Regions from separate parts of the Mus musculus genome. Here region 1 is linked to region 2. The links are chromatin loops, found by intact Hi-C in ENCODE. Cell type or tissue: heart. All regions are shown on one strand. Links, peaks and the distances in the headings refer to the core of each region. The heading gives the core; the rest is flanking DNA. Region 1 overlaps Nr5a2 (nuclear receptor subfamily 5, group A, member 2). Region 2 overlaps Nr5a2 (nuclear receptor subfamily 5, group A, member 2).

What was found. A loop is a pair of places that touch in the nucleus more often than their neighbours do. Peaks named below come from ENCODE experiments on the same cell type or tissue, not always from the same donor. Only the 100,000 strongest peaks of a DNase experiment are listed, where the experiment ranks them.
Region 1: it touches region 2 in a loop (1.9-fold over the local background); 2 of 42 quality-filtered maps call a loop at or near these places.

Annotation. Positions count from the first base shown.
Region 1 is chr1:136,865,090-136,868,011 of GRCm38, reverse strand. The region is part of intron 8 of Nr5a2 (nuclear receptor subfamily 5, group A, member 2); the gene reads left to right. Among named protein-coding and RNA genes, the nearest start is that of Nr5a2, 94 kb to the left of the region's middle. In heart, for the core only: a CTCF peak has its summit at 1,105 (motif pointing right); no DNase peak of the experiment used is centred there.
Region 2 is chr1:136,914,366-136,917,287 of GRCm38, reverse strand. All of the region lies in intron 6 of Nr5a2 (nuclear receptor subfamily 5, group A, member 2), which reads left to right. Among named protein-coding and RNA genes, the nearest start is that of Nr5a2, 45 kb to the left of the region's middle. In heart, for the core only: no CTCF peak of the experiment used is centred there; a DNase peak (open chromatin) is centred at 1,657.

The sequences.
Region 1 (2,922 bases), core at 128-2,627, 49 kb after region 2:
TGTGTGTGTGTTTGTACATGCATATGGATCTCTTTCTGAATTTTATATCTTATGTCACTGCCCCCTTTGGTAATTTCAAAGCAAAGTTCCATGTGTTTTCATCCTTCTTACAGGAACCTTTCTGTTTCTCTCTATCTAGCTTTAGCTGTCCAGATCTCACTCTGTAGTCCAGGCTGGACTCAAGCTCCCAGAGACCCATCTGGTTCTAGTTCCTCTGTGCTGTGATTTAAAGTGTGCACCAGTGTGCCCAGCTCCTTAGAATGAATCTTGAAGACTGGCTAATTGGTCTCAATCATTGGCTTTCCCCGTCCCACAGAAGTTGCAGGTTTGGGCTATTCTTCCACAGACAGCTAAGGTGGGATTTTGGTTGAAATTGCTTTGTGTTTAGGAATTGATTTGGGGAACGTGATTTACTTCACGGACCTGAAATTCTGTCGTTTGTGAGGGTGGTTTCTCTTCAGTGGGCAGGATTTCGTTGACAGCCTTCGGGGAAGCTGTGTCACTTCTCCACAGACATCTGTTGGCCACACTTTTCTAGCGACTTCCTATATAGTTTGTTTTTACACTGCAGTGCCTTTTCTTGACATCTTCTACACTGAATATTTTTAAGTGAATTAATGTATAATTGGCCACCTGATTCCCTTGATACCTGAAATCGCTTTTCTGTAGTTTAGTTTGGAGTTAAAACAGTGCAAAACTTATTTTCACAAGAGCTGACAGAAGCCTAGAACATAAACCATCATATTTTCATAAGAGGTACAAATATTTTCACATCTGGTCAACAATGTAATATATTTGTACCTCTTATAAGAATAATTATGAACTCTCAGAAATTAGTATGGTTTTTGTTTGTATAGAAAGCAAAGAAAATACATTGACTTTGAAGATATGCAGCTATTTTTTGCCTTCAATTTCAGTAGATCCCCTTCTTTATTAATTTATTCGCACTCTAGATAGATTCTTGAGTTGAACACTTCTTGATCTGTTATATTTTTATGGAAAGAATTGGGGTTTGAAAGTTGCCTCTTGGCACAACTATAATTGTTAACTGCAGAGACAATGGCGGTCAGGGAGTCTAGAAGGGCATGCTTGTTACCTTTCAGAACTCTAGGGGGCGCCACTCCCACAAGCGTCTTTGCCAGAGCCCGAGTGGCCCTTTCTCGTGGGCCCGTATTCACCTCCAAATATCTCATATCTCTATTCTGCTCTTGGGCCTTTAAAAATTTGTGGTTTCTCAAGCAGTGGGCTTTCAATTTCTAAGCAAATATCAGTTTGGCCATGCTTTCATTTCCGGAATGTAAATTATGAGCCACATGTCACAGAGACTCCTTTTGTAATGTGCTATTTAGTTAATTTTTGGAAGTTTGGCTTGTGTAATACAGTATGTTTGTCAAGTGTCAGGTTTTATTCACTTCCATCATTCTGATCATTTTAATGCATTTTTGTGGTAGGCTTACTGTTATTGAATAATAGTTCTACATGTTTTTTTTTTTTTTAACCGTGTGTGTCTTTTGGGAGTCTGTGCATCTGAATGCAGTACCCGTGGAGGATAGCCTTAGGCTCCCCATGCACCTGGATTTGTATGTGATTCAAAGCCACCAGGAGCTGAACTCACATTCTCTTGGAGGACAGATGATTTGTGTTCTTACAGGCCTCTGTCAGCTCTATGCCATGCCATTTCCCACCCCAACGGTGAGCCATCTTCCTATTCGATCTGTGAAACTGACTCCAGTTTGTCTTTCCAAACTCACAGAGAGGCTGCTCTGCTCTCTTCTCAGCACACCTACCCAACCCAACAATCCGAGGAACTTCTGCCAAGTCGTGCAGTTGGTTTCTGTTCTGTCTTCTAGACACACCACACCTTTTCCTATGCCCAGGCCCTGAGAAGTTCCTTTTGCCACAGCTAGCGTGATAGTACCTCAGACCATTGTCCAGGAGCTGCCCATGCTGGCCTTCCCAGGTTTCATGAGAAGCCCCGATTCCTGGAGCTTTGCCTGGGGCCACGAAATAGGCAACGTGTCAATGGGTAGAGCCCAGAAATCTGAATATAAATGATCTGCCAAGAACTCTCCACCATTCGATGTCCTAACAGTTACTCCTAAATGTTGTTCCCCTGAATCAACTAAAGGGGAAAGGTTTTGTTAGTAGTGCCCAGAACTAAACCAGAATATGCAGTGTATGGTGTCCTTATTTCAGGAGCGTCTCCAGGGAGCCTAAAGCCGATGGTCCACTTTCCTGTATACTAAGTTACAGGAATATCTTAACCTTGTATTCTGACACATAAACCAAGAGTATACAGAAAGAGTGAATTTTCAGATGCTTCTGAAAAATAGGGGGTCCACATAAGTTCTCACTGTAGCTTCTGAGAGCTTCGCTGTTTCAGATAGCAAAGGCATCTGGAAGAACTAGTCTCACACTGCAGCAGGGATGGCTTCTTTGCTCTTTGTTCAAACATTAGGCACCCAAGAGTCTTCACCTTCAAAAGAGATAAATTTATAGGAGAGTTGTACTAGATAAACAACAACAATAGTAATAAATAAAATAAATTTTCTATTGTTACCAGAGATTCATTTCCAAATCTAACTGTAGTTTACTTATAAAAAAATTATTGGAGTAACTGAGCTGGCATCACCTAGTGATGATGCTTGCTACCAAGCCTGATGACATAAGTTCAAACCCCGAGACGCACATGATGGGGAGAAAAATTCTTATAAGTTGTTCTCTGACTTCCACATGGCATGTACACGCACGCACACACACACACACCTACCCACCTAAATATGAAAGACTACATGCAAGACACTAGATTATATTAAGTATTAACAAATTTACTATGTGTTTGTTAGCTAAGAGATTCATACAATTTTAGCATATACAAACACACACACACTGGTAGAGTCCAGGCAAAGGCCTCGTGCATAC
Region 2 (2,922 bases), core at 123-2,622:
GTGGCAGGGTTGGTCTTTCAGCTGAACTTAGAGCTCACCTTTTAGCTGGCCTCTCTAGCCAGCTTGTTCAAGGTCTCCAGAGCGCTGCCTTCTGAGTGCTGAATTATAGGTGGGTTGTAACCAGAGTCAGCATTGATGTGGGCTCGGAGGATCAGCGCCACTCTTCTGGCTTGGATAGCCCAGTGGGTATAAGTTTTTGGTTTTGATGTTTGGTTGGTTGGTTGGCCGTGAGCCTAGGTTTCTTTTGTTTTTGAGGCAGGTCTTTGTTCGTATAACCCTGGCTGTCCTGGAACTCACTCTATTGACAGGGCTATCCTTGTTTTGTTTTGTTTTGTTTTTTGAAAAGATTTCTCTGTGTAGCCCTGGCGTTGTCCTAGAACTGAACCTGTAGACCAGGCTGGCCATGAACTTACAGAGAATCCACCAGACCCTACCTCCTAAGCTCTGAGAATAATGGCACGCATCACTAGTGCCTGGCTACAGCACTTTTGGGTGTCTGTTGAGAACCATGCCAAAGAGGAAAATGGAATTTGCTCCAACATGTCTTGGTAGAATGAAACATTTAAAAATGTGTATGGAGGTATCAGATGTCAATTGCATACCTGGTTTAATATCTCCATTAAGATGAGAACCCATTTTAAAAAAAAAAAAGGTGGTGCGTGCTGGCGCACGTCTTTAATCCCAGCACTTGGGAGGCAGGCAGGTGAATTTCTGAGTTCAAGGCCAGCCTGGTCTACAGAGTGAGTTCCAGAACAGCCAGGACTACACAGAGAAACCCTGTCTCGAAAAACCAAAAAAAAAAAAGTGAGAGAGAAAACCCATTTTTAGCCAAGAAAAGAGACAAAGTTCTAGCTGCAGATTACCTTGAAGTGTGTGTTCAGTAGAATTTCCATTGTGAATAAGTTGGAAATCCAGTGTATTTTTCTTAACAATTGATTGAATACCGACCGCCCTGGGAAAAGATGCACTACTATAGCAAGGTGCCTCCTGGAGGTAGCTAATAACAGGCTAGCCCAGAATCACCACCTAATGCTGCTGCTACTGCTGCTGCTACTACCAAAGCCCCAGCAGATCTTTGCCCTCCTGCTTTGGGCTGAGTAGAGGGTATTGTTTGTGGTCATGAGTCTTTGTAAACCTTTATTGCCACCTTTCTAGAAAATGTAAGCATGGCAGTATAAATTTGGGGGGTAAATAATAAAAGAGCCTCTAAGAAGATCTAGTTTCATTTTTCCCCCTTGTTAAGAAACAACAGTGTTTATATATCGTATTGGCTTAGAAATTCTTTGGTATTTATTCCATCTTCTCATATTTTTGCAAAACACTAAAGTGTAGTCACTAAACAGCACGCCAATTTAAGTTGAGCTTGGACGAGAACGTTTTATGAAGATTGAATGGGGACCTCAATCCAAGGACATAATAGACAAGAAACATTTTTTTTCCTCTCCCTTCTCTTCAGAAGTAGTCTTCCGCATGGTTTAATGTGCTAACATAACCCCCGTTCCAATATTTCAAAAGATACAGAACTTCCCAGCGTGATGATAAAGTTTTCCTGTGTTCCAATAATAAAACCTCGTCGGACCAGCCATTTCCAGTTCCTTTGTGGCTCAGCGATTTGTAGAGACCAACTAAGTCCGAAGTGCCCTGCTCCTGCCGCAGTATCAGTGTGGGAGTCGGAAACAGATGTTCAAGGGACAATGCCATTTGTTGTCACTGTCGATACTATGTGGCAGCTTTCCCAAATGAAATTGTTTGTGGGTGGAAAAGAATGTAAGCAGTGATTCATGCCCGGGCTCTTTTTTTTTTTTTTTTCTGCTGGAGTCTAACCATATTTGTTTAAATCATAGATCAGAAGACATTGGTGGATTTAAAAAAAAAAAGTCTTAAATAACTTACACTGAAGTTCTTCGTTTTTTTTAAAGGACTATTTCGAGAGTTTTACTGAAAATACTAAATGCCTTCCTTTTTTTCCTGGAGAAGTCTGATAAGAATTGACATTTCCTCAGATTCTCTATTTTGGATTGGACATTTTAGTATTTCATTTGGTAGGCACAGTTTCCATTAAATGATTCCTCGCTTAACATTTTATTAAAACAGTCCAGCATGAAGTTGACACTCTTCCTGCGCTCAGGTGTGGGCGCTCAGTAGAGTCACACAGGCAGGCACATCCAGTGATTTACTGTCCAAGACAAATGTGTTTGTCTGCAAGATTTAGATATTTACCTACAAAGGCATTTAAAATGTGCACTGAATTGATATAACAAAGAGACTCTCAAATTAGATACACCTTGCCACAGGGAATCCCTAATGAGTTTCAGGCATATCTGTCAGAAAAATAACTTTATAAAAACTAAGGAAGAACATTGAGCATGTATTCCTACCTATCGTCTTGGGCTGCAATTGTTTGAATGCTTGTAGTTTCTGCACCACAGAAAAATTATTTTAAGGGACATTAAAAAAAAAGTCATTTATACACTAGCCAAAGGCACTATTGGCCGCTACACTACATGTAGTAGAAGAGCTATACGCTAGGAAGTGGGAATTTGGAACCCACCAACAGTTTCACTGTTGTTTGAAATAGTGATCACGAGGTTTCTTTTCTCATTGGCCAGATGTCAGTTTGCTAGATATGCTGGCCAGCCTTTCTTGTTCTCCCAGTTTTTTGTTTGTTTGTTTGTTTGTCTGTTGGTCTGTTTTTTTTTTTTATTCTAGCTTGATAATTTACAAATGCACAGGCAGGCAGATCTCTGGCTTTTAAAGGCTAGCCTGGTCTACAGAGTTCCAGGACAGCCAAGGTTACATGATGAGACCCTGTCTTGAACACAGAAAACAAAATCTCTTTAGGCTTAAAATCCTCTCTGTATAAGTAGTTGTTAATATTCCTTGGGATCACAGATACATCTGAGTGTCGAGTGGAAGTTACTG